Linked DNA regions of Homo sapiens: region 2 is linked to region 1. A link is an interaction called in ENCODE POLR2A ChIA-PET data of the cell type or tissue named here. Cell type or tissue: PC-9. All regions are shown on one strand. Each heading gives the region's core, and the rest is flanking DNA. Links, peaks and the distances in the headings are about the cores only. Region 1 has its middle 92 kb from the start of LINC00593. Region 2 has its middle 53 kb from the start of TLE3.

Evidence for each region. ChIA-PET counts read pairs that join two places held together with the same protein. Peaks named below come from ENCODE experiments on the same cell type or tissue, not always from the same donor. Only the 100,000 strongest peaks of a DNase experiment are listed, where the experiment ranks them.
Region 2: POLR2A ChIA-PET joins it to region 1 with 5 read pairs; 2 of 35 experiments call an interaction of 5 or more read pairs at or near these places.

The regions. Positions count from the first base shown.
Region 1 is chr15:69,735,151-69,751,482 of GRCh38, reverse strand. No RefSeq gene overlaps it. Among named protein-coding and RNA genes, the nearest start is that of LINC00593, 92 kb to the left of the region's middle. In PC-9, for the core only: no CTCF peak of the experiment used is centred there; no DNase peak of the experiment used is centred there.
Region 2 is chr15:70,142,450-70,158,781 of GRCh38, reverse strand. No RefSeq gene overlaps it. Among named protein-coding and RNA genes, the nearest start is that of TLE3, 53 kb to the right of the region's middle. In PC-9, for the core only: no CTCF peak of the experiment used is centred there; a DNase peak (open chromatin) is centred at 8,511; H3K27ac peaks cover 1,423 bases.

The sequences.
Region 1 (16,332 bases), core at 4,019-12,018:
CAGGCTGTTCTCATCCCCATAGGCACTGCCTTGCTCAGGGTCCTACTTGGAGCTTCTCACTCCCTGGAGCCCAAGCCCATCATGCCACTTCCCAAATTCCCCTATTATAACCTCACGGTGGCTGTCTCAGGTCACAGCAGGAAGACACACTTCTAAACCTGGCTTCTAGGTCCCTCAGTGATCTGGCTTTGCCCCATGACCCAAGGGCTTTTAACATCAATCAAACTGGATTACTTGCAGCTCCCCAGACTCATCTCGCTCTTTTACCTCCACATCATGACCTTCTCTGCCACCCTTTTTGTCTTCCTGTCAATTTCCTATTCACCCATCAAGCCTGTGCCAGTGTTAACTCCCTGCCTTCCCAGTTTAAGAAGAGGCTGTATCCTCTGTGATGCACAAACCCTTCAAACACACAGCCTTCAGCCTTGACCTTACTGTCTGGCCATTATCTGTCTGTAGGTCCATCACTTCCACTCAGCCATGTGTAAAGACCAGTGTGCTGCCTGGCATGGAGTAGGGGCTTCCTGTTATAGAGTTATGAGTACATTACAGGTGAGTCACCAAGACCTGAGATTGTGGAGGGAGACCCTAAGTTCACCCTAATAATTCTCGCCCCTGGCAGAATCTGTGACTTGCTTTTAACCAACAGAATATGGTAAAGGTGATGGATGCCACTCTCATGATTCGATTACGTTGTATGGCAAGGTAATAGGATGTCAATCTCATGATTATGTTGCTTTATATAAAACTCCATGATGACAGAGTTGAGAGATTCTCTGGATGAGAGATTCTCCTTGCTAGCTTGAGGAGGTAAGCAGTCATGTTGAGGAATCTCATGTGGCAAGGAATTGTGAGGTTAACTTGAAGGCAGCCTCCAGCCCACAGCCAGCAAAAAGCTGGGGCCCTCAGTCATACAGCCACAGGGAAATGAAATGAATTCAACCAACAACTTGAGTGAGCTTGGAAGTGGAATTCCCCAGTTGAGCCTCCTGATGAGAATGCATCAGTAAACACTTTGATTGCAGCTTTGTGAGACTGTACAGAGGATTCAGCTAAGCTATGTCTGGTAACCCAACACATGAAAACTGAGAGAAGATATTTGTATGTGCTATTTTAAGTTGCTACCTTTGTGGTAATTTGTTACTTAACAATTAACAAACCAATACAGAGATCATTGTTAAAGATGCATTTTGGGGGATCTAGAAGGCCCAAACAGCCCTGGGAAATTCAGTTTCACTCTTATAAGTTAATATACTAGCAAGAAATTTTTGCCAGGCAACTCATAGCAAGACTCCAGAATAAGGGCCCGAAAGTGGAAGCCAGCCCAGGGAGAAGGACTTAGGAAGATGAGAGGCAAGAGACAGATATGGGACAGGAAGAGCCCCAGGCCTGATATCAGGGCTCTGGGTTCCAGGCTGTGCAGATGATTTTTACCAGGCTTTGGGTGATGTACCTCCACTCTGGGCCTCCATGATCTCATCTATAACCCAAGTATTATGAACAGGTAGAGCTCTACAGCTCCCTCTGGCTCTGGCAATCTGAATAATGATTGTACAATTTTACAAAGGAACCACCCTAAGCAGCACATTCTAGAGACTACTCAATCTTTCACTTGTTTATTCATTAATTCATTCATTCATCATGGATTACTCTTATTTTTAATAATTTTGGAATTGCTTACACGAAAGATACATGTTTAAAAATCATTTTAGAAGACAAATATGAATTAGGGCAGGAGAAGGAAAAGCTATGCCAGAATCCCAGGCTTATTTATTTGCATAGTTCTCCTTCCTCCTCCTCATATTTTCTATAAGAAATATATTCCATGTGTTCAGGGTCAAGTTAGTCTTGCCCCTCTTTGCACCTATAGGGATAGTCACATGGCCCAGGTTTGGCCAGGCTGAGTACACCAAGTCTCAGTCACTGTGATTGGTTTGAAGGTGAGCCTATGCTCCAAGCAGGACCAGTCAGGTTCCTCCAACACGACTTTGCTGGCAGAGCTGGTGGAAGAGACTCGTTCTTCTCCTGGGGCTGCTCACATCTTCCCAGATGTGAGTTTGGGGTGATTTGGGGCTACCATGGCTGGCGTGTGGAGACAGTGTGTCTAAGACCTAGAAAGGGAAGCCCTAGTAACACTGAATCCACGGTGAAACCAGCCATCTCTGAAGCCATCTGCACTTACTTGACCTGATCAATTATCTTCTTTAAAAAAATAATTTGGGCCAGGTTCCTGCCACTTGTAACCAAAAGAATCTTAACTAGTAGAGATAGTTATTTCAACTGAACATATAATTTAGCTCTGTGTGTCTTGGAAGCCAAAGCAAAAGGGGAACCACATTGCATAGCAAAGTCACATTCTCTGACATTACAGACCCAAGGCGCCAAGAAAGAGCCTTTTCTCAACTGCTCAAGCCTTTTTCTCATGCTCTTTTGCATTGGCAGCCCAGAGTCACATCTTCCACAGCTGTTTCAGAAAGCAGGCAGAAACATTCTTCATGTGGCTGGCTGCCTTTGGAACTGAACATCAACAAAAGGCAAGCAACAGAAATGGAGTGTCAGTCAGCACTTCCGAAGACCTAGCTTTTCAGCCAGAGAGGAAACCAGGCCAAGAGGCTTCCAGTCCAGTGTTTAATTCTCCCTGGCCCCTCTTTGCATGGGCCTCCTGAGGGGTAGCTCCTCCAAACGCTGCCCTGAGGTTTGACTGAAATCTGTCATTTCTTTGGTTGGAAGGTTGGTGTTTCCTTGCAAGGGACCACAAAGCCATATTACATTCAATGTTAAATAAACAAATGTTTGAATCTGTGTTTTATTGGTTCCATACCATCTGCCATCTGGTTTGGGGGAGCAAGGAAAATTGTGGTTTTGTTGGTTGTGTGTGTGTGTGTGTGTGAGTGTGTGTGTGTCTGTTGTTGTTCGTTTTTTGTTGTTGTTGTTGTTGGGGGTGGGGGTTGAGTTTCTTTCCCCTCTATGAAAATTCTGTAAGGTTGAGTGCTGGCAGCAATAGGGGCTGGTTAAAAGCCACCTAGTTTCCCACGTCTTAGCTCTCAGCTAAACGTTGGAGGCTGGTCTGGGTCCCCATCTGCTAAGCAGCCTGTTGTGTGAAAATTAGATCTATACATATGCAGAGCTCCACAGCCAGGCTTCCAAGATCTAAGGAATTGTTATGAGAGAACCGCAAGAGGTGGTTATTTAATGTTGACAAGCTGCACCCAGACCAAAGGCGAGAGTGGGGCATATGGAAACTGAACAGAGGAAACCTCGCGTCTGAGCACTCTGGGGCTGTCGGGAAAAGCAGGCTTTGCCTTCAAGACCCTGGGTTGCTGGAGATGTAGAACTTGTAATGACTTGAAGGAGAAAATATGCCCTAGACACTGGGTGGAAAATAAGCCCCAGCCTGCCTGGAATCTTTAATTTGAGAAAATGCCATGGTTGAGGGGGTGGGGTGCATCCCATGGTGGGTATGTGGTGGGGTCCAGCATCTCCTGTGGGTCCAGCTGTTTTTGACCAACAGGGCCTGGAGCTGCTTGAAAAGAAAAAAGATGGAGGCTCTCAGAGCTCCAATTTTCACAACTTTTAAACCGCTCCTGTTTTCCCACCTATAAAATAAAGACAGAGTTGGGCATGGGTCACACACACAAATGCCACAGGGCCAGGCAAGTAATGAAACGTGTGAGGCTGGCTGGGCAGGGCCCACGGGAAACGTGCCCTCAGCTAAAGGGCAGCAAGGCTTCCACCGACCACTCCAGAGACGTGCTGGTGCAGGAACCCGGCCTCCTGTGGTCAGCTTTCCCAAGTTTCCAAGAAAGGTCAGGATTTTATTGTTTGTTTGCTTTTAACGTGAAAACACCCAACATTTCAATACTGGCAGCTATTGAAATTATTGAAAAAAATTCTGGTCAAATAAAACTTGCCCACAGCCCATATAAGGCCCACAGGTCTCCAGTGAGTGCCCTCTGTGGAAGAACTCGATGAGAGAGTCTTTGAGGAAAGCCAGGGACCAGGACCAGGTATTCCCTTAGCAAAGGGCAAGAAGGCCCCAGGCAAGTCGGTCCTGCTCTGGCCTGCACAGGCTGAGGAAGACAAGGAGTCGCCCTCCAGGTGCTGGTTCCTGAGGGTGTGGGAAGGGCCCTCCAGGACCATTGCTGAGCCTCAGCAAGCGGTGAAATTCCAGGGCCAGGCCAGCTGTTCCTCCCAGCCAGAGTCCCTTAGCGACACAGGGACTGCTCTGGGCCACTCAAGTGCTGTGCTTCTCTGGTCTCTGCTTTGCAATTGCTGGGAGAAAAATGAATTCTGCTGCTGCTGCACTGCCACAGGTACATGTACATATGCCTGCACAGGGCAAGGGGGATGGAAACATTTGCCATTATTACTATCCTTGAAGGGGAGACCTGTCTCTGTCTCCCAGCCTGGAGGCTCATGGAGGGCAGGGCCCCTCTGGGTCCCCAGCGTGATTGTCTCCTCATAATGTGGGTTCTCCGTTCTGGAGGGGGTGGGTGTCTGATGTCTCCAGTCAGTCATCTTGAACCAGAATCCTACTGTTTATTATGTTTATAATCTGTCTCTCTCACTTGACAGTGCCAGCCCCGGTCTCCAGCGTCACGTATCAGACACTCAGTGAATGGTAAACAAAATCACCATCATCATCATCCTAAAAAGGGGTCTCAGCTGTTAGAGAAGACTCTTCTGTGTGTTTTCATGGAATAATATCTATATGGTTCAGAAATGGCTGTGCTGGGCACTGGATCAGGTATCTTTCCTGATCCTGCCCTGGGAACAGCGGCCCCGTACCTGTGTACATGTGACATATACATGTGCACATACAGTATTGTGCGTATATGCATAGGACATGGTGCATTGCACATACCCTCTGGCTTCCCGCAGGCTGCAGGTTCCCCCTTTTACAGAATCACAAGTTAGCAAGTTGGTGACCTGCAAAAAGTGAGCCAAGGCTGTGTGACCTGCTGCTAGTCAGTGTGCCCCTCAGCATCCTGCTGTACCGTCCCTGCTGTCTCAGTGGCCAAAAAGCTTTTAGTTAATTTCTTCCTGGGTTTTTGTTTTGTTGTGTTTTCTTTCTAAAGAAGGTGTGAGGAAATTCCAGGTTCAGTTGATGTTCTCCATGAAGAAACACAATTGAGACTATTTTTTTCAGTGATGAAACCTGCATGTTTGTATTTCAAGTAATATAGCCAAAACACCTCATCTTTTTCCTTTTTTGGCTTAATAAATATCATTTATTCAGTATGAAATTTTTATATTATATGTCCCACATATTAAGAATCAGTGTACATTAACTCTTGGAAAGGTGTTTTTAAAAACCAACAAAACAGGCAGGTAAACAGGTCTTGGTCAGTCATTCACTCCTCTGAGCCTCAGTGGCCTCCACTGCCATCTGGATGAGACGGTGTCTGGAAGCCTGTCCCACTCATGTTCCTACAGAAGCAGCTTGCAGGCAGGGAGAAGGGGAGAGCATGAGGGGAGGAAGGGAGGAGAGTGCGGTGAGAACGCCACCACCAGAACTTCACTGGTGAGTACAGTGTATGCTGACCGGGCACAAAAGCCACACAGAATGGAAGTCAGCTTCCAGAAAAAAGAACAGACTGCGAGCTCCTGGAGACAAAGGTTAGGTCCCGCTTATCTCTGGGTCCGCAAGCCTAGCATAAGACTTGCACGGAGTGTGTGCCCTGCCATTGTAGAATTCACTCATGCAAAACCCATCGGAACATATCGAGCTGGCATTTCAGGAAGCTCTTCCACACCCATCACACTCTTGAGCCTGTATCAGCCCTGTCAGGTAGGATGGGGGCAGGCGTGGTTGTACCCCAAACATGACTGGGAAACTGAGGCCCAGTGAGATGAGGCTGCTGGTCAAAGGTGGGTTAGTAGAGAGCCACACCCGGATCCCAGGTTTCCCTGCTCCTGAAGAGTAATCTTTCTCTGGAGCAGTGGCTCTCAGTGACTCTCAAGTTTTTCGGGCAGCAGCCAATCTGGAAGTGAAGGAGCTCTTTGAGAAGATCTAGAGACAGTTAAAGAAAGTAACTGACCAGCTGGTTCACTGTGGTCCGACCCAGACCTATCCTATGTTCTCGTATAGAGGTAACATCAGATATCAAACACTTCAGACAATCTGTGGGAGATAAAATTAAAATGAATAGAATTCTAATTATTTTATTTTATTTTATTTTCTGAAATTTGCATCATTATTTGATTTTCCAGGGGCACTACCCCCACCCCATCCCTACCAGTATGAGAGATGCACCCCATCAGCACTCCCTGTGGTCTGCCCAGGTATACTGGTGTCTGGCTGGGTCCTAGAAAATCTCGGCATATGGCACAGGTCTGAGAGAGAGCTTTGGGCTCCTCAAAGTGGATATGAACCTCAGGGTCAATGAAAGGCAGGTAACTGCCATGTGCACACAGGTACACACACATGCATGTACACATGCATGCATACACACACACACACAGACACACAAAAAGAGGAAACCACATTCAGTGTGGGCTGGCCCCAAGCTGAGGAGGAGACTGTGAAGGGTAACTACCCCACTCAGTGAATCAAGATGTGGGATCCAAACTACTTCCTCCCCCTGCTTTGTATTAGGAACATCACATACCTGCTCTCACGGAGTACTTACAAGCCCAGGAGGGAGGAGTCACTATCCTTGGTACACGGATGCAAAAACCCACTCAGGATGCAAAAACCTACTCAGAGTGCCAAGCAACTTGCCCACAGACACAGCTGTTGAGAGGAAGGGCCAGATCTGCTTTGCATACTAAAAGAGACCTCCCTGGGTCCCACCCTCCAAGGTCCCCAGGATGAGGAGGTCTACAGCCCTTGGTCCATGAAGATGTCCAAGTTGCCGCCCAGAACTGAGTGATGGGCCATTTCCTGAGCTTTCATCTGCCCCATCAATTCCAGCTGAGTGTCTGGGACAATCCCCACCCATTTCCTGGGCTCGTTTCCCCAGAAGGAGGTTCCGTACCATCCTCTAAGTGCTGTGGCCTTTCATCTAGTTAGACAGCCCCTCTGGGGGCCCAGACCTACATTTCAGGCAACACCCTACAAAACCTTTGGCTGATGGCCAATAATAAGAGCTCTTTGGGTCTTTTCTATCAGTGAAAGCCACTCCCCTGCCCCACCACCCTCCTCCTTTCCTGCTCTCCCACTCTCCCAGATGGGAAGCCAGGAGTCTTAGATCCTGAGGTCATGGGCTCTTTGGGATAGGCACGGAAGCCATTGAGCCCCTTCAATCTGATCTTTGCCCCACCCGCCCTTGGGGAGCTCAGGCAGCCTCTATTTCGCTGACTCCTACCACAGGAGCTCACTACTCTCAAGGCAATCTTCTCCCAATTCAGACAACACTGAGCATTAGCGGATGCGCTTCCTCGAATGAGCTGGCATCTGCCTCCCTATTTCATGAGGATCCATGTTCTCTTTCTTCTGCTTTCTGACACACAGGAAAAGGCAGGAGGACCCTCAAAACTGTAGCTACACCCTGCTGCCTATGCTTGGCTTAGTCACTTCTATCCCTTCTGGCCTCAGTGTCTCACCTGTAAGGTGGGTGACTTCTAACTCCCCTTCCACGTTTGTCCCTGTGTCCGTGCCAGGAGTGGCTTGGACGAGGACACAAGATACCTGAAAGCCAGCATCAGGGAAGAGGTTCATGAGCTGAACCTGCATTTCCTGGTTCTTGGCCTGGTGAGCTGTTTCCACCCCGGAAGCAAGAGAGCATCACAAAGATACAAACACAGCCTGAAATGAGGAGGACCGCTCCCTACATCCAAGCTACTTCCAGCTGAAATGACGAGATGTGGTTCCAAAAGTTTCCACGGAGAAAGACAGCTTGTAGCATGATGGCAGCCCAGGAGGATGAAAAGAGCTTGAGTTGAGAGACAAGAGATAAGGATTCAAGTTGCAGCTCAGTTATCCACTAGCTAGGTGACCTTGGGCTTGCTGCTTGACCCCCCAGGACCTTGGTTTCTTCTTCCACTAAACAAGAGATCATGGAACAGCTGATATGATCTCTAAGCTCAAGTCAGAGAATCAACAGAAAACATAAGAGTGGGCCTGGAAGACAGCTTGGAGTTTGATCAGTTTTAGCAAAGCTGACCACAAGGCAAATGACACCACACAAAAATGAACACAGCTCTAAGAAGGTGAAGACCACATGTTAGTCATTGCTAAAGCCTGGTGCCTGGTACAAAGGAGGCTCTCACTAAAGATGGGAGGGCACAGGGGCTTGTGTGGCAGCAACAAATGCTAGAATTAAACGCTGGGATCTGGATCCAGACTCCATCACTTGCTAACCACTTGCCTCCCTGAGGCAAATCATGTAATCCCTCTAAGCTTTGGTTCCCTTGTCCTTAAAACAAGGGCAGTCTCTCCTACTGTATGGAGTTGTGAGGTTTCGAAGGATTAAGTGCCTGGCACATAGTAGGGGCTCAGCTGCAGGCTATGGAGGTTGAAGCTGGCCATATGTGTGCCTGCATGGAAGGAATAAACCTTTGTGAAATCCCAGAGTCTTGTTTAATTATTCAGCAGCCTGTAAGAACCTTGATCCTGCAACTAACTGTCTCAAAAATCAGAACTCTCTCTCTCTTTCTCATCCCTCCCTTCCTTCCTTTCTCTCTCTCTCCCTCTTCCCCCCCTCCCTTTCTTTCTCTATACACACACACAAATATACATGAAGAAAGAAAGAGAAAACCACAATCAGCCTGGGGTATCCCCAGGCATAGGAAAAACATGTGTGGAACAAGTACCCGATGCAATAAATCAAACCATGGGATCCAAATCTGAGCCTGAGTCCAGCCTCCTGCTCCAGCTGTGTCAGAGGCCGTGTCGCACAGTCTGTTCCCATAGCCAGGAATGCCTGGAGGTTCTGGCCAGCATCTCAGGCCGCTCCTGAGGTGGTTGGCCCCTTCTCGGGAGCCTGAGAGTGCCCAGAGTGGGTGGGGGTGAGGCAAACCAGGCTGCTGGCCATTGGGAGGTTTGGCTTAGCCGGGCCAAGGAGATGGCTATAAAACCTGGCTGTGGCAAATGGCCCAGCTCCCCAGCGTGTTAATGTTGGAGGAGACTGCAGAAAGACACGGAGGTGTGCACATGGAGCCCTGGGGTCCCGGGTGGAGATGCAGGCTCTAGGTATGCCTTGGCCCCTAATTGCTGGGTGACTCCAGGCAAGGAAGTGCCCCTCTCTGGGCCTTGGTTTTATCATAGAAAAGGAGGGCCTTGGATTACTAGAGCGGCTCAAAGAGCCTTTTCAGCAATATAATGTTGCTGAATTTCTGTGATGTAATTTAGCTAATCTGCTTCTCTTTAGGCTTCAGTTCAGTTCAAGAAAGCAGTTATTGAGTGTCAACTGTGTGCCAGGCACCTGTGCTAAGCAGTGGTTGGGCCAAGAAGAAAAGACACAGTCCCTGCTTCCCTGATGCCAAGGAGCTTGCAGTCTTAGGAAAGGAGGCATACATTTAAACAGAGATAATACAAGACAACACATCCTATAATATCAATCCATTTTCCCAGGGAGGCTGGGGAAGTCTTCATGGAGGAAAGGGACACCTCAGTGAGAATTTGAGACATGATAAATTTGAGACTTTCCAAAATACTGAAGGCATAGGGTACAACAGACGCAAACCAAAGGGAAACAAATGTATGCGTATTTATCAATGTGGTTGTAGTACAGAAAAGGACAGAAGGACATGAGACTAGAAAGACAAGCTGCGGATGGAGTGTGGAAAATTCTGAATGACAGCCAAAGAGTTATTCCTTTATCCAGTGGGCAATGGGAGTCATTTCCTGCCAGGGCAGTGACAATATCAAATCTGCATTTTAGACAGTTCGTGTTGGCAGCAACATAGACCCCTGATCACCAAACCATGGCCCCATGGGGCAAATTCAGCCCACGGCTTGTTTTTATATGGCCTGTGACTGAAATATTATTTTTTACTTTTTTTGACTACAGCTTTATTGAGAGATAATTCACATATTATATAATTTGCTTATTTAAAATATACAACCTGATGGTTTTTGGTATATTCAAAGTTATACAGTCACCAGCACAGTCAATTTTAGAACATTTTCATTACTTCAAAAAAAATGCTATACCTTTTAGCCACCACCTGCCTATCTGCCCACTCCAACCCCAGCCCAGCCCTAAGCAGCCGCTCACTTATCTAATTTTTATCTCTATGAATTTGTCTATTCTGGACATTTCATAGAAATGAAATCATATAATATGTGGGCCTTTGTTCCTAACCCCTTGCTGAGCATGTTTCTAGGATTCCTCCCTGTTGCAGCATGTATCCATATCTCATCCTTTTCTTTTTTTAAGTATTTTTTAATTGACAAATAAAAATTGTCAATTTTTATAGTGTGCAACATTATGTTTTGAAACTTATATACCTTGTGGAATGGCTAAATCAAGCTAATTAACATACACATTGCCTCACATACTTATGTTTTTGTGGTGAAAACACTTAAAATCTACTCTCTTAGCAATTTTCAAGTATGCAATACACTGTTATCAGCTATAGTCACCATGATGTACAATAGAACTCTTCACTGCTTTTCATGGCTGAATAACATTCCACTGAATGGACATACCATATTTTGTTTATCCATTCATCAGTTGATGGACATTTGGGTTGTTTCCACCAAAGAAGAATATGCAACAATGACACATGTGGCTCACAAAGCCCAAGTATCTACTAACTGGCATTGACAGACCCCTGACATAGACCACAGGTAGCAGGGAATCAAGACTGGAAGTGAGAAGCCCTCGTTGGGGGCTCTGGCAATTTCCAAGTGACAGGGAAGGAAAGATACATTGGGTGAGGAAATCAACCGGACTTCATGACTGATTGGATGTTTGGGTGAAGGAGAGGGTTACTGAGGAAAATCCAGTTACTGTAAAGAAACAGATCTAGAGAGAGAGCGAGAGGCCCTAGGTGAAGTCAATGGCTGATGGCAAAGCTAAGTGCAGCATCTACCTCTCCTCTTGGATACAGCATAAGGACTCGTGGGTTCCTGATCACTGTAAATTGGAAAAGCAGACTGAGCTGGTGATCTTGACTGTGCTACACGGGGCTCTCACCACTGGGCTAATGAGCCGCGGGCATGCATCCCACATTGGCCTAAAGCCTCGTGAATTGCTGATGACATCTTTTATCTTCGGAACAACCTGAAGTGTGAACACCTCATCTGCCCCTCAAAACATCTTTGCGGGTTTCTCTTGATCAAGCCCCTTCCTTTCAGGTGTATGGACAGGTTCCTCACCCACTGTCTTCCTCGACCACCCCCAGGCCTACCTCCAAATCCATGAATCAATGCTGTGCTGAGGTATACTTCTGCTCAGGTACAAAGTTGGCTGAGAGAGCAGGATCTATGGCTCCCGCAAGGCTCCTCAGGGTGCCAGGCCAGCTCCAGGTGTACAGAATGAGTACCCAAGACAAGGAGCTTCCTTATCCACAGTCTTCTCCACAACAGTACTTGCCTAGTCTAATAACTGCACCTTCTAATCTCCTTCAGTGTCTCTGGATTTCAAAAGAATCCAAACTCCAGCTTGGCAAAGAAATCTCTTCCCCATCTGTGCCTCAACATACCTCTGCATCCACACCCCCTTCCCCTCCCTATGTCTATGCTCCTAGCTGTTCTTGCACTCCTTGTCCCCAGGGTTCACCAGGCTCCTCCTGCCTCAGAGCTGTCTGTGTACTCTTCCTTCCCTTAGAATCCTTCTGCCTCCCCTTCCTTCTCCACGCAGAAAACTCCTATTGATCCTTCATTGCCATTCCAACCTTTTGCCTCTGGGGAGTCACTCCCTCCTCTGGGCCCCTCTAGCTTTTGTTCTGAGTGATGATATTCTTGTCCTTGCACCTTTCTCCCCCAACTAGCCTGCGCCTTTGGTCTGTCTCCTGGGGGCTGGTCTGTGCCCTCTATATTTTTGCTGAAGGAGTGAGTGCATGAGCTGGTAAATACTCTTTCTCCTTGTCCTTCCATTTTAAGGGGCATTTCATTCTTGAAGCCTCTCTGGGCTCTGCAGAGGAAGCCAGCTCTCAGCCTCATTGCTTTCCCTTCTATTGATCCTGGGATTTATGGCACTATTGTTTCCTTTTATTAGGCTCTAATGACCTCCCTTAAAATGTGTTACATGGAAATAGGCTAATTGCCTGTGTCAAGTAAGTCACCAGTCCTGCAGTGTGGCCAGCCCTCCCCACACAGTAGTGCCCCACTGTGGAGGGAGGAGGCAGGATGCAGGGGAATCTCTGTTCTGCAGGGCAGAGGAGGCCTCCAGCAATTATCAATGGCCTCCCTTCATTGCTTAGACGCTCTGCTGGGCCCCAGTGGGGTTGACAGGCACCCATCCTGGAGGACTTGCTTCCTGTTCCTTGGCCTGTTCCTAGTCTAGGTCCTCATGAAAATAAGGCGAACATTCTCATCTCCATTCCAGGAGAAATTCTATTAGTGGACTTGAGATGACCAGACTTCTGTGGGAAACCTGTTTGGCCCATTTCTCTCTCACTGTTTCTAAGGGAGCAGCACCTCCCAACGCATGCATATTTGCAAGAGTCCAGGTGGCAGTACCTGTCTCTAATAACTGCACCTTCTAATCTCCTTCAGCATCTCTGGATTTCAAAAGAATTCAGACTCTAGCTTGCCGAAGAAGGCTTGGAGATGCACCAATCCTTGGCTTAAAAGTGAGTGTCCACCTTTTGTGACTAAGGCATTTCAAATAGATCCTTGGATGAGGGGACACTGGACTCCAAGACAATTGTGTTCCCTCTTTCAGGCAAGACAAGTATCATTACAGATTCTTCTTTTCCCTACGGGCATAGAACATTTGATGAGATTCTCAGGAGAAAGCATCCCTTATGAAAACATTTCCATTTCTCTCTGCCATTGGTAAATCCCCTGTCACAATCTGCTTAGTTGAATCCATTCTTCAAGGCCCAGTCAAGTTCCACTGCCCTCTCCTCCCTCAGACTTCTGAGATGAACTGCCTACATAAGCATTTCTCAAAATATTAGTTCTACAGGATGACAGTAGGATTCTGCACTCAAAGAAGCTTTGGGAACACTGTGTTAAATAGTTAGACAGGTTTATTTACTGCAGGACTTCTCAGAGTTCTTAACGTGTTAATACCTATTATGAATCTTCCAAAAAAGTGTGGCAGATTGGATTATTGTTCCAACTTTTACTGCTCTTCTCCAATATTAGAATCATACATCCTTGCCCTCACTATGTGACTTTGCAGTATCTCCCTCTAGACTAGGCTATGTACATTTCCAGTTCCCACTGAAGTTCAGTTTGGCCATGTGACTTACTTTGGCAAAGAGAAGGTGGGTGGGAGGGGGTGTTTGAGAGCTGAAATGGTGACAGGCATAAGAAGTATCTGCTGGTTGTCTCTCATGCTTTGGCCATTGCCATGAGTGGAGCACACCCCTGGCAGCCACTGCCCTAGAATGGGCAGTGGGTGGAGAGACTTAAAACCAACCCATAATCTGAAGCAGAGCTCCTCCAGCCAACCCCTAGACCCAGGAATGAAAAGCAGAGTTGAGGTCATTCATTACTTAGAAATGACTGGCTGTATTAGCTTCCTGTTGCTGCTGTAACACATTATCATTACCCAAGTGGCTTAAAACAACACACATTGGCCGGGCGCAGTGGCTCGCGCCTGTAATCCCAGCACTTTGGGAGGCCGAGGCAGGCAGATCACAAGGTCAGGAGATTGAGACCATCCTGGCTAACATGGTGAAACCCCGTCTCTGCTAAAAATACAAAAAATTAGCTGGGAGTGGTGATGGGTGCCTGTAGTCCCAGCTGCTCTGGAGACTGAGGCAGAAGAATGGTGTGAACCCAGGAGGCGGAGCTTGCAGTGAGTGGAGATCGCATCACTGCACTCCAGCCTGGGCAACAGATTGAGACTCAGCCTCAAAAAAAAAAAAAAAAATTGAGTCTCTTACCATTCTGGAGGGCAGAAATCCAAAATTAGCCTCACTGGGGGACTAAAGTCAAAATATCAACAGGGCTGGTTCCTTCTGGAGGCTCATGGGAGAATCCATCTCCTTGCCTTTCTTTCAGTTTCCAGTGGCCACCTGTATTCCTTGGCTCATGGCCCCCTCCTCCAACTACAAAGCACATCCCTCTAATCTCTGCTTCTAAAATGATCTTTCCTCACTTTCTTGCCTCCCTCTTATAAAGCCCCATGTGATTATGTTGGGTCCATCTGGAACACCAGAATAATCTTCCCATCTCAAGAGACGTAACTAATCACATCTGCAAAGTCCCTCTTGCCATGTAAGGTAACATTCATGAGTTCCAGGGATTCAAACGTGGATATATTTGAGGGCTATGGTTCAGCCCACCACACTGACCAAAGCAAAAAAGGATTAAAATATACAGGGTTCCCCCTAAACTATTTGGATATCTTTTCCATAGAGCATCTCAATATAACACCTTCCTCCTTCTGTGGATACAATTTTTAGAAATTGGGCTCTGCACCTATTATTTGGCATTTCTATTGCTCGTTCTGCAGTTATTGGTAAACAGGTATCCCATTCTTACAGAGTCAGTTCAGCCCCTTACTTTGCTTGGAGATCTTCCACGTTCCTAATCTGTTACCCTCATTTTACAGATGAGGAAATTGAAAGACCTCCAAGCAAACCAGCAGTAAACTTTAATGGCTGCAAGATCTGCAACTTGGCATGCTGTGGATTGGATGGCACAAGCCAAGGACATGGCTGAATTGACTGTAAGAATTTGTAATCCTATGGTAGGCAATGGGATATCTGTTTACCAATAACTGCAGAACAAGCAATGGGTAGAACTGATCACTGAATTACATGAGATCAGTTTGAACATGTGGCCACAGTGACTAGCCATAACTTCTCAGTAGATGACGTGGCCTTCCTTGCCTGCTTATTTTTGTCACAATGGGGAGAAGCCAGGTGTTATACAGTGCTGGCTACCATGGTGGACAGTAGATGCTCTTTAGCTGACGGAGGTAAGGTCTCCCTGATACCCATCACCCTGCTGTCCACCTCCTGCCCTTCCTTCTGCAGTGTTAGGCTTGTGGCATGTGCTGCCCTGGGTTTGTTTGCCCTGACCTCCCAGGATGTACACAAGTCCCTCCAGGGGGTAGGCAGGAGCTGTGTTGCATAAATAAATGAGCCTGATTTCACCACTCAATAGCTGTGTGGCTTTGGGAATGTTCCTTGTTTTCCTGGGGCTTTGGCTTTCCCACATGCTAACATGAGGCTAGATTAGGGTGCTCTACAGCCTCTCCTTACCAGATCCTATGCCCTTGAGTCTGTGACGCTCCCTTTTCTCGGCATTTTGCTCAAACAGCATAGGCTTTGGATCCCACTGGTACTGAATAAAGGTTTGATGAGTAGTACATTGACAACTCTTTTTGTGCAATCTTTCCAATTTTGCATTTTAATGAACTCTTCAAAATACTCTTCAAAAAAACCAAAAGGAAAAATGGCAAATTACTCTGACTCCAGAAGAGACATATGCATGATTTTTGGGCCTTTCCAGGGACCTCAAATCCCCCATGCAAAGCCGACACTGTGGGAATAAATGCCACCAGTGAGTCCTGTGTCACTGGGAGAATCCCATAGTGCAAGCCCACTGGCAAGCTCCCATCCTGAAACTTACAAAACCCCTCAGCACTAATTGGCATTTTTACAAATGAAAGAAATGTCTACTTTTTCAGAGAAGAACAGCCAACCAAAGGGTTAAGCCCTAAAAGGTTAGTTTCCTCTACTCTCCCTGCTCTAGAATCTGGGATAATTCCTCCCATTAATATTTTAAGCAACTAATTTGACATTTTTCCATTTAATTAACTTGCATACATATGAGAACAGGGTTTTGAGAGTACCATGACATTTAAACAAAGTCATTTAAGTTTTCCCATTTCTGGGGGCATGCTTCTTTTTTCTTTTGCCTTATTCTTTTTGTTCTGTTTCTGTTTTGCATTCCTGATTCTGAAGCTGGCTTATTAGCTCAGAGGAATGACCAAATTTCCCAAAGCAAATGTCCCAGAGTCTCAACCTGGGTGATGTGGGTGGGCCGGGAGCTCTGGGCTGTGGCTCTTTTAAACTTGAGCCTGCTCTTTTCCAGGCCTTTTTACAAATGGCATTTCAATCAGAACAGGCCCACGTCACAGGCTAATGTTTTCCTGTTGCCACACCAACCCTGGGTGGGAGAGGGGGAGGAGCTGCAGGAATGCAAAAGATTTATCAAATGCAACCATCACCACGGAAGAGCTGGGGTTTCAAGAGGGAAACAATAGCTCCGTGACAATTTTCTCTTCCAAATGACAAATAATTGTTGTCATA
Region 2 (16,332 bases), core at 5,181-13,180, 410 kb before region 1:
CAAGATCCTTAACTTAATCACATCTGCAAAGACTATTTTTCCAAGTAAGATAATATTCCCGTGCTGGGAATTAGGACATGGGCATATGTTTTTGGGGCCCGCCATTCAACACCCTAGAGCAGAATCTTGGGGAGCCCAGGGCCAGGGCTCCACACTCAGTGGCTCTTGGAGTCAGAGTCTTCTGGCAGCTCAGCTCAGCTGGGTGGGAAGTCCCAAGTGAGGGTCAGCCTGCTTCTCACTTGCTCGGCCCAGTCCGAGAGCAGAGACACTCTGGGAGGGAGTGGGGAGGGAGGGAGCCTTTCTGCAGAGGCGCCTCCAGCTCTGGGGAGGCACCAGCAGCCATCATCCAGCTCAGAGACAAATTAGCCAGCTAATTCAACTCCATCGACTGGAATGACCAAGCCTGGAGGGGACTTGGGGCAATCAAACTACTCCCTCTCACACCAAAGGACACGGAGGGGTCCCAGCACGGTGAACAGGGTGGGCGCCTAAGAGTTGGATTCCAGGCACAGTAGAAGGACATATGGTGGAACTTCCTAGTACAACTCAAACACACTCTGGTGGGTACCACCTTTTCTTCCCAGCCCAAGCACAGGCCCCCAGAGCCCAGGTTCAGCACATCTGTCCCAGTTTGGAGCACTTTATATCATTATCAGAGCCCTTGGCAAGCATGCCTTCAGATCTGGGGTCTTGAAAACATGCCAGTGAACACATAGGGCCCTCCTGCTCCAGACGACTGGAGGATGAGCTCTGGGCTGAGCAGCTAATTTACTGAGCACCATGGCCTGGCTCTAAAAGGGAGAGCATGGAGGGAAGAAAGGCAGGGGTCATTGTCTCCGCAGTCAGGGAGCAGCCGACTAGACAGAAATTGTGCACACAAAGAGATGTAACAGAGCACAGCCTGGAGGGCAGGGGGCACAGGACAGTGGTGTGGTAAGGAAGCATTCTGGGTATTTGGGGGACACCTGGAAGGAGGTTTGTGTAGAGAAATTAGCTTTGGATTGAGGCTGGAAGCTGGTGGTGTAGGGGCCCAGAAACCACCCACCTAGGCTTACAGCTTGTGAGTGACAATACTGGGCTGGATTTCAGGAAGATCAATACAGGGGCCACGTGTCAGATAGAATGGGGAGCAGGAGAGAACAGGGCAGAGAGGCTAGTTGGGAGGCTGTTGACCAGATCTCGAGAAAGATAATGGGAGCTTAAACAAGGGTGGTGGCTCTGGGGCTAGAGAGAAAAGGATGTAAGAGGAAGAGAAGGAAAAAGGACTTAGTGAATATCCACTCTGTGCCAGACACTCGGCATGATACCTCTCATCCAATCTTCTCAACCACCATTAAAATGGGACGACTGGCTTCCTAAGAAACATCATGTTAAAAAAAAATCACACAAAAAAACATTTGCAATAGAAAAAGGAGAGATTCTAGAATGAAAAAAAAAATGGACTCACAGTAAATTTATTTTCTCTATAGTAATCCAACAATTAAAATGCCTTATAGCCAAACTTGCATTTTGTGGCTGCAAGCTAAAAATAATCGAACAGCATGTTCCCCACATACAGGGTGCATGTGTCATCACCCACTGTGACTGTCATCACCAATAGCAGTCCAGTCATATGTCTCATGTTCTCTAATTAATCAGCCCTATCATTTCCAATTCAAGGTATGGAAGCACCCGTGTTTATGATCCTCGCTTTACAGCTGGGTAAACAGGCTCATGGATAGGAACGCTCTCAGGGTCACCAAGCTCAGGAGAGGCTGGGCAGAGACTTGGAAGCAGCCTTTCGGATGGGGGCTCTTTCCACTCCGCGCCCCGGGAAGAGGAATGGCTGAGACTTGGTGACTGATGCCCACAGACGGCTCGGGAGGAAGGGCCAGCGCAGGCAGGGCTCCGGGCCAGGGACTGAGGCCAGCCCGAGCCTCCCACACAGGCAGCCAAGGAAGGCAATCCCTCTCCGGCTTGGCTCGGCTGTCCTTCTTGCCACTGGGAGCCCTGATTGAGTGCGGCACTTTCAGAGCAGTGAAGGATGAAAATGGAAAAGGAGGAGAATGAGCAGACAGGGGAGGAGGGGGCATCTCGCCCAGAGGGAAGACAGCACCCTATTTAGGCCAGACCAAGGGCAGCTCTGCCCAGCTATCTCTGCACTACCTTTTAGCACTTTAATCAAATGCCTTACGAATGGGTTTGCCCGGATGTCAAAAATCCAATCGGATACATTTATTGGCCTGACAACCAATTTTCTGCTATGTATCATCAGGGACTGATGGTCCATTCTCAGCAGCAGGGCAGTTGGCGATAATGGAGCTGGGAGAGCCATTGTGTGCCCTCAATATTGTTTCAGGCTGTCAGTAGGGAAGGAAAGGAGCCTGGGCCCACAGGGCGGGCAGACAGACAGACAGAGGGACAGAGGGTGCCTTGAGCCTTTAATCCCTGCACAGTGGGACAAGTGCTGGAAGGAGGGGAGAGATCAGGGAAGCTGGCAGGCCATCCACAGTCCACACAACTTGGGGCACTGCCCTTTCCTAACCTGGGCTTCCTTGGGGTCCTCACCAGCCATGTCTGAAGAATGGGGGAGCAAGAACCCATCAGTACTGACGTGAAGACCACATGGATTCAGGCAGCATCTACTTAGCCTCCTCAGCCTGCAGGGCACCGAGCTAGACAGCTGATGAGGTGACTCCAGGCCTTGGGGAGCTTCCAGGAGAGTAAGAGAGATCAAATTAGAGGGCTGGAGGAAACTGCAACCCCTCTCCCCTTGCCTGCCTTTCCAACTGGCCCTGAGGAGCCCTAGGAGTCTCCAGGAGCACTGCCCCCTCAGAGTTGCCCAAAACCCGAAGACTCCGTCCCCAGCCTCCACTTCAACCACCGCAGCATCACTTACATCTTTTATGCTTTTTCTATGTTGGGCTTCTGGGTAAGATCGCCTTCGATAGAAGAGCTATCAAAGATAGAGGACAAAGGATTGTCCTCTAAAAAGAAAAGTATAAAAAGCACTGACAGAGTCCAATCCTCTCATTTTATCAACAGGGAAACTGAGCCCCAGGGCAGCGATGGGACTCCAAGGCAGCCTGGGGGAGGACACACCCAGTGAGCCTTGAAGGACAACCAGTATCTCCCCCACTTCAAGAGACAATGAGAGGGGGGTGGAAACACGACATTGCCCATGCCTGTCCCACCTGGCGGCCTTTGCTCAGGGTCCTGTCACCTGGAGGGTCCCGGCCACCTGTTCCCTGGGCCTCATTTGCTCACTTTCTCCTGCTTTGACAGGCTCATGCCTCCTCCTCCACAAAGCCACCCCATTCAGAATGAATGGTCTGCCCCCCTTGTTCTTGAAACAGATTATTTGTGGGGCAGTTTAGCTCTTCTATCATTTTGCCCAGCTCTGTGGCCATATTGGTGGTGCCAGTGCCTTCCAGCCCAAGCTGCCAGAAACACATCTATATTTGAACAAAGGCGGGTGTATTACCCATTGCAACAGGGAGAACACGCGCCACAGGGAATGGCGAGGCAGCTCAGTGAGAGAGTGCTGGAAATGAGTTACAGGATCTGGGCTAGTGTGAGGTGCTCCAGGGAGCAGAGCTTGGTTCTGGAGGGAGTGCTATCAGGAAGAAAGTGGTGGGGAGTAATTCTGTGTCTGGGGATCTTATCTAGAAGGAGGGAAGCAGAGAGCACAGCTGAAGCTGTAATTGGTAAAGAAGCAGTAGTCCCTGATGTTCGCCAGGACAGGGGGGTGTTTGGTGATCTTTGTGGTTTGGACAGTGTTCTTGTTTTTGTCTGTGTTCAGACACAATTACGGAGTGGTCTTGTTTTCGTCTTGCTTGTGGCCTTGTCTGATGTTTATATTCTGGGAAATTGTTTATGTTCAATAAGAGATTACCGCAGCCAGGCTGGGAATGCCAGGGCAGCTCCGGCTCTCAGGGGCTGTCTGTCCTCCAGGGCAGGGGCTGAGCCCAGAGCCCAGAGCCCGGCACAGAGCAGGCGCTTTAGCAGTTGTGTTCCACATAGTCCAAGAGGCTGGGGTGTGCAGGGCGGGTTTGAGGAATCAGTATGGCTGAACCAAGGGCATGGCAGTGAGGCGTGCAGCTGGAGGTCAGGAGCAGGCCTCGAATGCCAACTAACACACGCTATAACCGAGGTGACTGCACTCTGGAAGGTATAAAGTACGGGTGGATGGTGAGGATTAGTCTTATCTCCAGCTCCTTCCTCCCTGGACATTGGCCGGGAGGCTCACAAGCTGTTCAGCAATCTTGCCAGCCTCAAGAGACAGGAAGAGAGAGAAAGCAGAGCTCAGCAGAAGCCGGAGAAGCCCAGCCTGGGTGGGCGGGCCAGCGAGGAATGCTATTTATCCCGAGGATGCCCCTGACCTTTCCCCGCACAACAGGGACAGACGCGCGGAGCCTGGCTGCATCCTTCTCCTTTAAAACAAGAAATGGAAGCATTACTCACCAAGCCCGGACATTTATCATGGTCTGGGGACATTAATTTGACAGTGTGTCATTTTCCATTTGGTTTGGGCCCGGTGGAGGCTGCCCTCGAAACACCTTCAATTAAATGCAGCTAATAACACAGAGCTATTTTGAGCAAGGAGGGCCCTCTGCCTCCCCCCCGAGCTCTGATGTGCGTGTGTTGTTGGGGGAGGGGGCTGCTGCAGGGAGGTTGCCGTTCATCATGATCCCAGCGCCGGGATCCTTTCCCACAAATCTAGGCCTTGCCCCAGTCATAGGCAGGTGAATCGCACACAGGACGGAGAGGATGGGGAGAGTGGCCACCGCATCCCCTGGGATGAGAAGATTTCAGTCAGCGGCCTGGCTGTGTTGCAGCCCTTCCCCTAAGAGGAAGGAAGCCACGGTTCTTGCCTAGCAGAGAGAAAGCACAGATTTTGGAGTCCAGCAGACTTGGAGGTGGATCTCAGCTATTCTGCTTCCTGCTGTGTGGCTTCAGGCAAGTCCCATAGCCTTCCTGAGCCTCAGCTTCTCACCTGTAAAATGGAAGCAAGAGTTCCTCTTTCATGGAGTGGTATGAGGAGTCACAACATTTTATGAGCTCAAATAAAATAATACATGCATGAAGCTTGTTAATTCATTAGTGGTAATTCAAAATCCTCTTTTATATTTTCCAAATTCAAAATTTGGGGAAAGACTATTAAGTGCCCAACACTGGAACTCAGAAAGTGACAGAGTGCTTCAGGAAAGCACACAGCCTCCAGAGTTAGAAACATCTGGATTTCAATCACAGCCCAGCTGTCAACTAGCCGTGTGATTTGGGGCAATTTATTTAACCTCCATGTGCCTCGGTTTCCTCATCTATAAGATGGTGTTAACCATGCCAACCCTCCCTGGAACTGTTGAGAAGATGAAACAATATGGCATGTATAGTACCAGCAGATAGTAGACGCTCAGTTCCTGTTAGCTCACTTGTTGTTTTTTGCCCAAGTCCTGAGTCTAGAAAATAAGCACAGACGGTGGTGGTTCCTACATTTCACATGTGTGCTAAGCATTGGATATGAATGTTCCTAGTTTAATCTTAAAAATGCCATAAGGTAGGTGCTAGTAGTAGATTGAGCCATATGAACTGTGTTGCTGTTGTAGGTCAAAAATGGTTGACTACTAGCAATTTCATATGTTCCATCTAACATCTTCCATTTTACTGATGAGGCACCTGGGGCTGGGGATGTTGATGTGCTCACATCGGGTACTTGGACCAGTAGTGGAGCTGAGATGGCTCCTGGCAGTAGACACTGGAGCCTCTTGGCTTCAGGCTTGATGTGGAGGGACAGCAGGCCCACGAGAAGCCCCCAGACCGTAGGGAATAAAGGACAACCACCACGGGTCCTGCTTTCACAGGTTGGTCCCCTGTTCCCCTGAATAGATTCAAACCTGTTGGCACCAGAAACACTTGGTCAGACTCAGTTAAAAGTCTGGAAGGACTAAATGTAAGGGTCAAAGTGAAGTGTTTTTTTTGTTGTTGTTGTTTTTTTTTGGTGGTTGGTTGGTTGGTTGGTTGGTTTATTTATTTATTTATTTAGAGACTGAATCTCACTCTGTTGCCCAGGCTGGAGTGCAGTGGCTGTATTATAGCTCACTGAAGCCTCATCTTCCTCCTGCCTTAGCCTCCCAAGTAGCTGGGACTACAGGCACATGCAACCACACCTGGCTAATTTTTTAAATTTTTTTGTAGAGATGGGAGTCTCCTTGTGTTGCCCAGGCTGGTCTCTATCTCCTGGGCCCAAGTGATCCTCCCGCCTCAGCCTCCCAAAATGCTGGGACTATAGGTGTGAGACACTGCAGCTGACCCAAAGTGAGATTTTGTAAGTGGAGGAGCCCAGTGGACAGTTAGGGCTGTGCACAGCAACCTCAGAGAGCTACCAGTCTCTCTGGGGGCCCTGAGACCTACCCTTTGAGCTGTAAAGCCTAGCCGGCCTCACAGGAGCCTGCCTTCCACACAGGAAGGCCACCCTCCCCACAGGAAAGGCTCTGACAGCCACAAACGCCAAGAACCACAATTCACTGCATGACCAGCTGCCAACAGACTCCCTGCAAAGTGTGATATTGATTCAGCTGCTACTGCTGCAGTTCCTCCAGAGCACTGTGCTGGGGAAAGGCCCACAGTGCACCTTGTGCCACCACTGAGATCGTGTTTATCATGAACAAGATGCTGACAAATGCCAGGCATGATTCAGGCAGGCCTGATTCAGAGGGAAGTATCTTAGTCTGTGTAGCACCAAGAGCTTTGGGCTCTCTTTAAGGCCTTGCCACTGGCTTGCTCTGTGGCTGTGGACTGAGTCTCTCTAGGCTCCGTCTCCTCATCTGTAAAATGGGGCCCTGAATGAATGACCTCACCAGGTTTTCCAGCACTGAAGGTCTACGAATCTTACAAGCTGATTTCAGAAGGCGACTATCTCAGTCCGTTCTGTGCTGCTACGACAGAGTACTCGGTAATTTACAATCAACAGAAATGTATTTGGCTCACAGTGCTGGAGGCTAGAAGTCCAAGATTAAGGGACTGCATCTGGTGAGGGTCTTCTTGCTGCATCATAACATGATGGAGGGCATCACATGGTGACAGCATGCACTAGAGAAGGCCAGACTTAATGTTATAACAAACTCCCACGATAATGACACTTTATACTCCCACAATAATGACACTATCTATTCATGAGGGCATAGTCCTTATGACCTAATCACCTCTTAAAGGTCTTAGCTCTCAGTACTGTTGCACTGGGGATGAAGTTTTCAACACACAAACTTTGGGGAACACATTCAAATCATAACAGTGACGTTACTGGTATATTCAGACACCTTTGTTCCTGAAGTGAGGAGGCGAAGTAGTAAAATTATCCTGTTTACAGTTACTGACCTTCCAGACTGGTTTCACCTCATGCTTTTTCAAATAACTTTTAAAAAATTATTTCTCTTTTCCCTGCACTTCCCCTACCACCCACAGAAGTAAGACTAAGAAAGAGAAAAAAGGAATTCACATTTCTTTCTTCCCTCATCCACATTGTTTTTTTTAAGCTGGTCAAGATAAGAATGTGGGCATTTCTCAGCAGGAATGGATGCCATTATCAACTTACACAGATTCACCAGAACTTGGTGCTGGGGCAAACTGCAGGAGACCTGAAGCTAAACAAGATATATACAGCCACAGAAGACCAGGCCAGGCAGTTACAACAGTCTACTCCTTTCTCTTGCCTACGGGTAAAATGGGTACACACATTCTAGAAAGCAGTTTGGCAACATTTATCAAAATATGTTTAAAAGGTTCACAACCTTTGGATACGGGAATATATCCCAAGAAAACAATACCAAATACAGAAAGAGCCATATGCATAAAGGTGTTCATTATGTGAAAAATTAAAGCAAATTAAATGTCTATCAATAAGGGATTGGGTAAGTAAACCATCCCACATCTTCTTAATGGATTGTAAAATACTATACAGCAATTTAAAAAGAAATCCGTAAAACTTCCATAATATGGATATGGACATATATATGAACTTTCAGCCTCCAGTACTGTGAGCCAAGTAAATTTCTGTTGATTACAAATTATCAAGTCTCAGGTATTCTGTTACAGCAGCACAAAACAGACTGAGAAATCACCCTCTGAAATCTGCTTGTAAGATTCATATATATGAATATATAAATATATGTAATTATATTATATTATTATATATTATAAATATGTAATTATATTATATATTATAAGTATATAATTATATATTACATATTTATAATATATTATAAATAATACATAAATATACAACATATATTAATATATAAATATTGTATATTATATATATGAGGGAAAAATAAGAATTTCAATCCAGTTAAATATGATGGATTAAATATACCTTGACCTTCTCTCACTGGCAACATTTTATTAAATTGACAGTAAATGGGGAGACATATATGAAATGCCAAGTCCAAAGTGGTTTGTGACATCAGGAGATAAGAGATTTCAACAAATACCTGGGCTCTGGGAAGCAGAGGGATGAGTGGTAATGACTCAGCACAGTGGAGAAAGTTACAAACTTCAGCACTTGCGGAAGGCAGACCAGTGAGAAGCACATTGATTTATCTTAAAGGATTCCTGAGAGATTCAGAGCTTGAATGCTCCAAGTCTGCAAAAATCCATGGCGATGTGCAGAGTGGAAGGCACTGCAGTTAATTTAAAGTCTACATTCAGAGGAGTTAGGGACCCAGGGTACCCTCCCCATGTCCACCACATCCACATGGTGTCAGACTTCAACTAGAACTTGAGAAATAGAAGACAATGGAAACATGAATGCAGAGAGGAACCCTATTTTGAACACAGAGCCTGATCATAAATCAAGTATGATGGTGGAATAAGTATATTTCAAACACGCAAAAAAATTGACCTCCCTTGCACCTTTCCTTAGGAAATTACCATAGGATGTGCTTCAGCCAAACAAGAAAAGAAACCAATAAATAGGAATACATGGGATACAGGAAAATGGGGATCTCACCCAAGAAACTGGCTGGATTTTAGAGATAACCAGAGAGCAGCCGGTCCAAATAAGGGGTGAAGTGGGAAGGCATGGAGGTGAAATTTGTATATTATCCAGCATGTTGTTTCAAACTTTTGGAAAACAATATTGATAGGCATTTGATACTTCTTTTGGAGGACAGAGAATTGAGCAAACAAAAAAGCAAAGTGATGTACAAATGGAGGAATGTACCTGACTTGGGTCATGGGGGAATAATATTTTCACAGCCATAATAATGTAAACACAGCCCCAAACTATGATATAACATAGTAAGATAATCAAAGGAGAAATGGAGGAGAGAGCTTATAAAGTAGCTAAATCCTCAATTACCAGAACATGAAGTCAATAGATAATGGGGGGAAAAGCAGCATAGCAAATTATTTAGAAGTATATGAAGATAAATAATAGAAGCAATGCCTAAGGGAGTTGAAATTGTTTCCTCTCAGGAGTGGTGAGAGAATGAGAAGCCCTGGGGTGGGAGACAGCCGCTTTGCACCGGAAGCCTCTTTTGTGTTTTTTGATTTCTTAGAACTATGTCCATGTATCACTTTGGAAAAAGTAAAAATTAATTTTTCAAAATTGTTTCCCCATTTTAATCACAACTGTCAGCTCCATGCCTGGGTCTTAAAGCCAAATTAACCCAGTCCCATATCATGTTCCAGTGCAGCTACTAAAAGCAAGCAGCAAGACTTGCTACCTCGGTAATTTCAAGCAGTTTCTGAAGCTATGGCTCCCTATTGCTCCCAACCTGATTCTCTCACTTTTCTATCCGTTGCCCTGACCCCTAACTCCATACAGGACGCTGAGTTTCTGCCTCTCACTTTCTGTGGTTCCAAAAATGCTCCTGGTTTGCTGGACTCTGCACTTGAATTAAAGTTTTCCCTCCATTTTCTCCCTTGGTTCCCATTGCCCTGGATGAGGCCTTCCTACCCCAACCCCAGGCTCCCGACAGCCATATTTCCACCAGGTGACCCCGCCCACTGGCCACAGCTGATTGGAGCAAGGATGAAAACCTGACCCAGGCAGAGCCAATCCAGTTGTCCCTTTGGGAGATTCCTAATTGAGGCCGAGAGACAGCCAGACAGCTGGACTGCTTTTTTAGCTAGGGAAAAATGTAAATGCAGGAGCTGTGGGCTGGAAGATTTCCAACTTTCTGGGCATGAAGGGCAGACAGTCAGTCTGGAGAGAGAGAAGGGCTCAGACAAGTGCAGGGGGAGGGGGAAGGAGCAGATTTAGAGACCATGTATTTTTAAATAGAGAAGCCAGAGAGAAGCTTGGTCCTCAAATGGCCCTTCCTAAGGCCTGAGTTCTTTTTTTTTTTTTTTGAGATGGAGTCTGGCTGCGTCGCCCAGGCTGGAGTGCAGTGGCATGATCTCCGCTCAATGCAACCTCCTCCTACTGGGTTCAGGCGATTCTCCTGCCTCAGCCTCCTGAGTAGCTGGGATCACAGGCAACAGCCACCACACCCGGCTAATTTTTGTATTTTAGTAGAGACGGGTTTCACAGTGTTGGCCAGGCTGGTCTCGAACTCCTGACCTCAGGTGATCTGCCCCCCTTGGCCTCCCAAAGTGCTGGGATTACAGGCGAGAGCCACTGCGCCTGGCCGAGGCTTGAGTTCTTCAAGCTCCTCTGATTCCTTAAGAGAAAGCCCCCTTTTCTGATTATGCTTGCTTGAGTTGGTTTCTGTCACTTGCAACCAGAAGAATCTCAAGTAAAAACCAACCCTGCCCATCTCCTTAGACTCTGAATGGGGAGGGTGTGAGAAGTAGAGATTTGACTTTTTTGAGACCGCAGAGACTTTTCCCCTCCCCCGGCAGCCCCCAGTTTCCTTTGTGTAGAGTGCTCCCCTCACAGCATGCAGTCTCAATTTATAGAAAGCAAACGTCTGTGTTTCACTGGGAAGGATGGAGGGGGGCCCAAAGGCTCCTTTTGCTGGAACCTTCCACCCACTGCCCTTCTTCAGCCAGGGGGTACACACATAACCAATGACACATTCTCTTGGGACCCTGAATCTTGAGCAGAAGCAAGGGAGAAGGTAGGGCTGGCGTTCGTTCGGTTCCCCAGGAATGACCAGCTAGGGAGATGGACAGAGTTTCTGCTCCTGAGAGACTCTTGAGCCACCGCTTCCTGTCAGTTTACAGCTCGGTTTTTATCCTTCTCTCCATCTTGTGACCTCCCCCAAATTCTCCCACCAAGTTCCCTTTTATGTTGGTTGCGCTTGCCCATTTTGCTTTCTGTTGCTCACAGCCCCCAAACCCTAACCAGCCCGGGGAGGAGGGACCAAGAAGAGATCAGGCAGCTATGTGTGGAGCTCCTACAGCTCCAGCAGTTTCCAAGATCTCAGAGGCCACGCCTCATGTTTGGGAACAACTGGAGATGGTGCTCTCATGTTCAGCAGCAGGGTGCAAGGGAGACTTGTTTGGGTTGGCAGGCAATGGAGGCTTTGGAAGTAGAGGAACAAAATGACTAGCAGTGCCTGATCACTGGATGAGCAGACTCCCAGAGTGGTGGACTGAATTTTTAAAACAGGGCTGGAGACAGGCACAGTGGCTCACTCCTGTAATCCCAGCACTTTGGGAGGCCAAGGTGAGCAGATTGCTTGAGCCCAGGAGTTCAAGACAAGCCCGGGCAACATGGCAAAACTTCATCTCTACAAAACATACGAAAGAATTAGCCAGGTGTGGCGGTGTGCACCTGTAGTCCTAGCTACTTGGGAGGCTGAGGTAGGAGAATTACTTGATCCCTGGTGGTTGAGGTTGCAGTGAACCGATATCACACCACTGCACTCTAGCCTGGGCAATAGAGTGAGACCCCATCTCAAAAAAAGGGCAGGGCTGGAGATCTGGTAGGGCCTGGAGTTAGATGTAGATGTTTACTGTACTGTGTGGTTGTGACCCTGTTTTTACCACCAAACTGCTCTGCATGGGAAGCACCGATTATATAGCTAGGGAGTTGGCTGGAGGAAGATTATATAGTGAAAAAAGACTGGTGGGAAATAAGTAGTCTTTGTTTTCCTCCTTTTTGTTCTGAGAATTCCCTCTCCTCTTTTCCTGTCCCATGTTATTAAGTGACACCCCACCCCATACCCTCTATACCTGCTCAGGTAACACATGTTAACAGCTTATTATGTGTCTTTCCATGTTTATATGCAGATTTGTATAATCCTGTACAGACCTGTGTCAACATACATGTATATGCATACAAACGCAAAGGCAGGTCATTTCTGTTATTGTTTTATAAAAAGTGAATCATGTTACACACCTTTTTCTGCATCTATCTTTTCCCTTTCAACATATCTCCTCATATGGTTTGTGTCCCCTCCAAATCTCATGTTGAAATGTGGCTCCCAGTGTTGTAAGGGGGCCTAGTGGGAGGTGTCTGGGTCATGGAGGCAGATTCCTCATGAATGGCTTGGTGCTGTCCTCATGGTGATGAGTGAGTTCTCACTCTATGAGTTCACATGAGATCTGGTTGCTTAAAGGAGCCTGGCACCTCCTCCTCTCTCTCTTGCTCCCTCTTTTACCATGTGATGTGCCTTTCACCTTCCACCATTAGTATAAGCTTCTTTGTGTGAAGGTCCTTGCATGAAGCAGATGCCAGCTCTATGCTTCCTGAACAGTCTGCAGAACTGTGAGCCAAGGTAAACCTCTTTTCTTTGTAAATTAACCAGTCTCAGGTACTCCTTTATAGCAACACAAAATAGACTAATGTACCTCCCTACCCCCAGTCAAATAGTATAGTGCTAATTCATTCTTTTTAATGGCTATATAATAGTCCATGTTTTATGTACCCTCATTTATTCAGCCTTTCTCTGGGATGGGCATTCACTGTGTTCCCTGTGTGTGTGCACATGCATGAACGCCACTCAAATAACGCTGCAATAAACATCTTTGTACTTACATTTTTACCTAACGGAGCTTTTATTTCTGTGGGCTAGATTCCCAGGAGTTAGACTGCTGAGTTGAAGAGTATATACTTTTTTTATTTTAATAGATGTTGCCAGATTGCTTCCAGTAAAAGTTATACCACTTTGCATTTCCCCCAAAATATAAGAAGGCACACTTTCCCCACATCCCTCAAGACTGGCAGGGAATATTTCAACATATTAACAGCGGTAGTATTTGGATACTGGGACAATGGATGTTTTTCTCCCCTTCGTTTTATTCTAATTTCATTTCCCAATGTTTTCCCCTTTAAAAGGAGGAAAGGTGCAATCGTTTGTTTTAACCAGTCCCACCCCTACACATGCTGATCCTCAGACAAAGGATTCTCTAAGCTGCAGGCCCTGGGGCTCACTGTGCAGCCCCTCCCTGGGCACCAGCTGCCCCTGGCCCCCTTGTGGACCTGTCATCTCATCCCAGCAAGGAGGGGACCCCAGAGGCCTTCACACAATGTCTGCGTATCATATGTTTTCTAAAGCTGATTCACCGAGGTTACTTGCATGGAAGTGCTGCTCTGGTAGAAAAACTTCTAGACCCAGAAACAGACTAATCTGAGGTTGAAGCTTCGACTTTGCCAAGTCACTTAATGTCTCTGAACCTCAGCTTCTTTTTCTGTAAAATGGGGATAACAAAGCAACTACATCAAAAGATTAAGAGCAAAGTGGTTAATAGTTACAAACGCTTGGGGAAGAGGGAAGTATCTGGTAGGTAGTATAGGATCTATGCTGTTTTCTTGTTACATAAATAATGTCTGCCTCATTATGTCACTGTGAGGTCACGTGCACCGAGGTGCTTTCCTCAGCACCCGCTGAGAAGCTGCAAATGTGTAGTATCGCCATCGAGTCAAGTGCTTGTTGGGCTTAGTGCTCTCCTCTGAGCTCCCTTAGCCCTGCGCCTACAGCTGTCCCCGTTCTCAGAGGACACTGCAGTTGTGTCTGGTTTTGTGCTCTTCTCTCTGCTCTTCTGATGACTGGACTGGCTTCGGGAGCTGCTCTCAGAAAGACCCTGCACTTGGTTTCATGCTCTGCTGTCACCATCTTGAAATTCTTGAACATACGCCCCAAATATGATATCATGTAGCTATTCCCACCTCGCGCAATGCCCGACATGAAGTGAGCCCCCAGTAAATGTGTTAAAATGAAGCCATGCAAATAGTAAAGAAAACTTTGCTTCTGCCTTCTACGTGCTCACAGGATAGTTGGGAAGATAGCTATAGAAACTCTGAAGTGCACTAAAACCTCCACACAGTACATGGTGCAGCATTGCAAGCCCTGGCTTGGAATCAGACAAAGCTGGACGTAGAGTCCAGCATGTAATGCTGAACAAATTACTTGACTTCTAGGTACCTCAGTTTCCTCAGGTGCAATCTAGAGCTAAGACTACCAACTTGGTCAATCTGGAAGGTCAGTTCTGAGGTTTCCACTGCAGGCTTTGGGGTGGAGTATGGGGAGGCCCCATCCTGCTGAGCTGGGTTTGGAGCTGGGTTTGGGCAATGGCAGTTCCTGCGTCTAAGGTTCATAAAAGGCCCCCTTTTCCAGATCTCTTGGATCTTCCAATCTATTCCTCATTTAGCCTTACTAGGGGTGCTTACCTGCGGACTCTGATGTGGGTTCCTGCCCACTGAAATGGGTTTTCCTTGGCTACAAAGGTATAGCCTTTTCTGCACACAAGAGTCTAATATAGGGAGGTCACTTGATGTCACAGACAGGGCCTTAGAGTGAAGAGAGGGCAGCATTAGCAAATCCACAGCTCCAGGAAGTCCCCTGATATGACACCTCTCCTAGTCTTCCCCCTCCTTATGTTCTGGGACCACACCCCTCCCCAGCTTCCCAGGCCAGGCCTTTCCCACTACTTCACTCCCCTTCCTGCTGACCTCTCTCCATCATGGCTCCCGAGGCATGGGCACCGGCGGGAGGGGTGGAGGTGACAGCACAGGATCAACAGCTGCCAGCCTAAGTTGAGTCCAGCAGAAAGCAGAGGGGTCCCCAAGTGGTTTCCAACATGTCAAACATCCTACTGAGAACCCCCCATAGATTAGACTTAGCTCTCACCGCAGGCTTACGGAACTCCACGGTCTGAGCTGTCGGCAAAACCTAATTCATTTGGCAGACTCAGTCTTTCACATTAGGGGGTTTATGGTGGTTAAAGATAATGAAGGGACTCATGGCAATAAATAGTTTGGAGTAGGGTGGCCTGAACAACCTTGCTAAGAAATAAGGATTCAGGCCGGGCGCGGTGGCTCATGCTTGTGATCCCAGCACTTTGGGAGGCCAAGGTGGGCGGATCACGAGATCAGGAGATTGAGACCATCCTGGCTAACACGGTGAAACCTCGTCTCTACTAGAAACACAAAAAATTAGCCGGGCGTAGTGGCAGGCGCCTGTAATCCCAGCTACTCGGAGACGCTGAGGCAGGAGAATGGCGTGAACCCTGGAGGCAGAGCTTGCAGTGAGCCGAGATCGCGTCACTGCACTCCAGCCTGGGAGACAGAGAGAGACTCCATCTCAAAAAAAAAAAAAAAGAAATAAGGATTCAGTTGTGACTTCTGTCTTGGGTCCCTCCAATCTCCATTCCCACCCCCACAATTATCACCTTCCTGCCTTCCTTTGGTGACCTCTTCCCCCTTGAATCACGCCCTAGGCAGGCACTCATCTGTTCTCAGGGCCATCTTCATAGGCTCTTCCCTGCAGGAGAGAAAGCATTTTGTGCAAGCTCCACCTAAAAGTTATGCGGGCTTTCCAGCCTGTTCCTCCCACCTCCTTCCTGCCCCTGAATCTTCCCGCAGGGTCACCCTGAGGACAAGCAGTTTACTAACTCGAGGGAGAGCAGGGAACTCACATTCTGGGTATCAATGAAATTTATGAGTCATGGATATCACAGGACCCTGTTTTCGTTTGACTTCATTCGCCGCTTCCTTTCTTCGTATTAATTTCTCCCAACAGCCCACTTATCTTCCCTCTTGGAGCCCTGCCCGCCATCGCTTTCCCTGATACATGGTATCTCTAACAGGCTAAAGCACTCAGCGATGCCATTGCTTGAGAGTCGGCTTGCTCAAGCACTCACAAGTTACACTCTGTGGCTAATCAAATGTCAAAACAATCTCCCCCGCGATTTGGAGGAGCTTGGTGACAGGAAGACATTGGCCACTGAGCCATCAGAACAGGCCACGTTTGCTTGGTGGCAGGCAGTGAGACCGGTTTCTGCCGCGTTACATTCCGGGTGGCCGCTTTCCCTGAGAAGCAGCTGCTCTGCAGTTAGTGGGGTTTGGGGTTTGGAATTTGTTTCTTCTTTTCTTTTGAAGGCAGAGAGATACTCCATGCCAAGGGTCAGCAGGGTGGGGGGTGGCGGCGGGGAGGTGGTTGAATTTTTTTCTATGACAAAATGTTG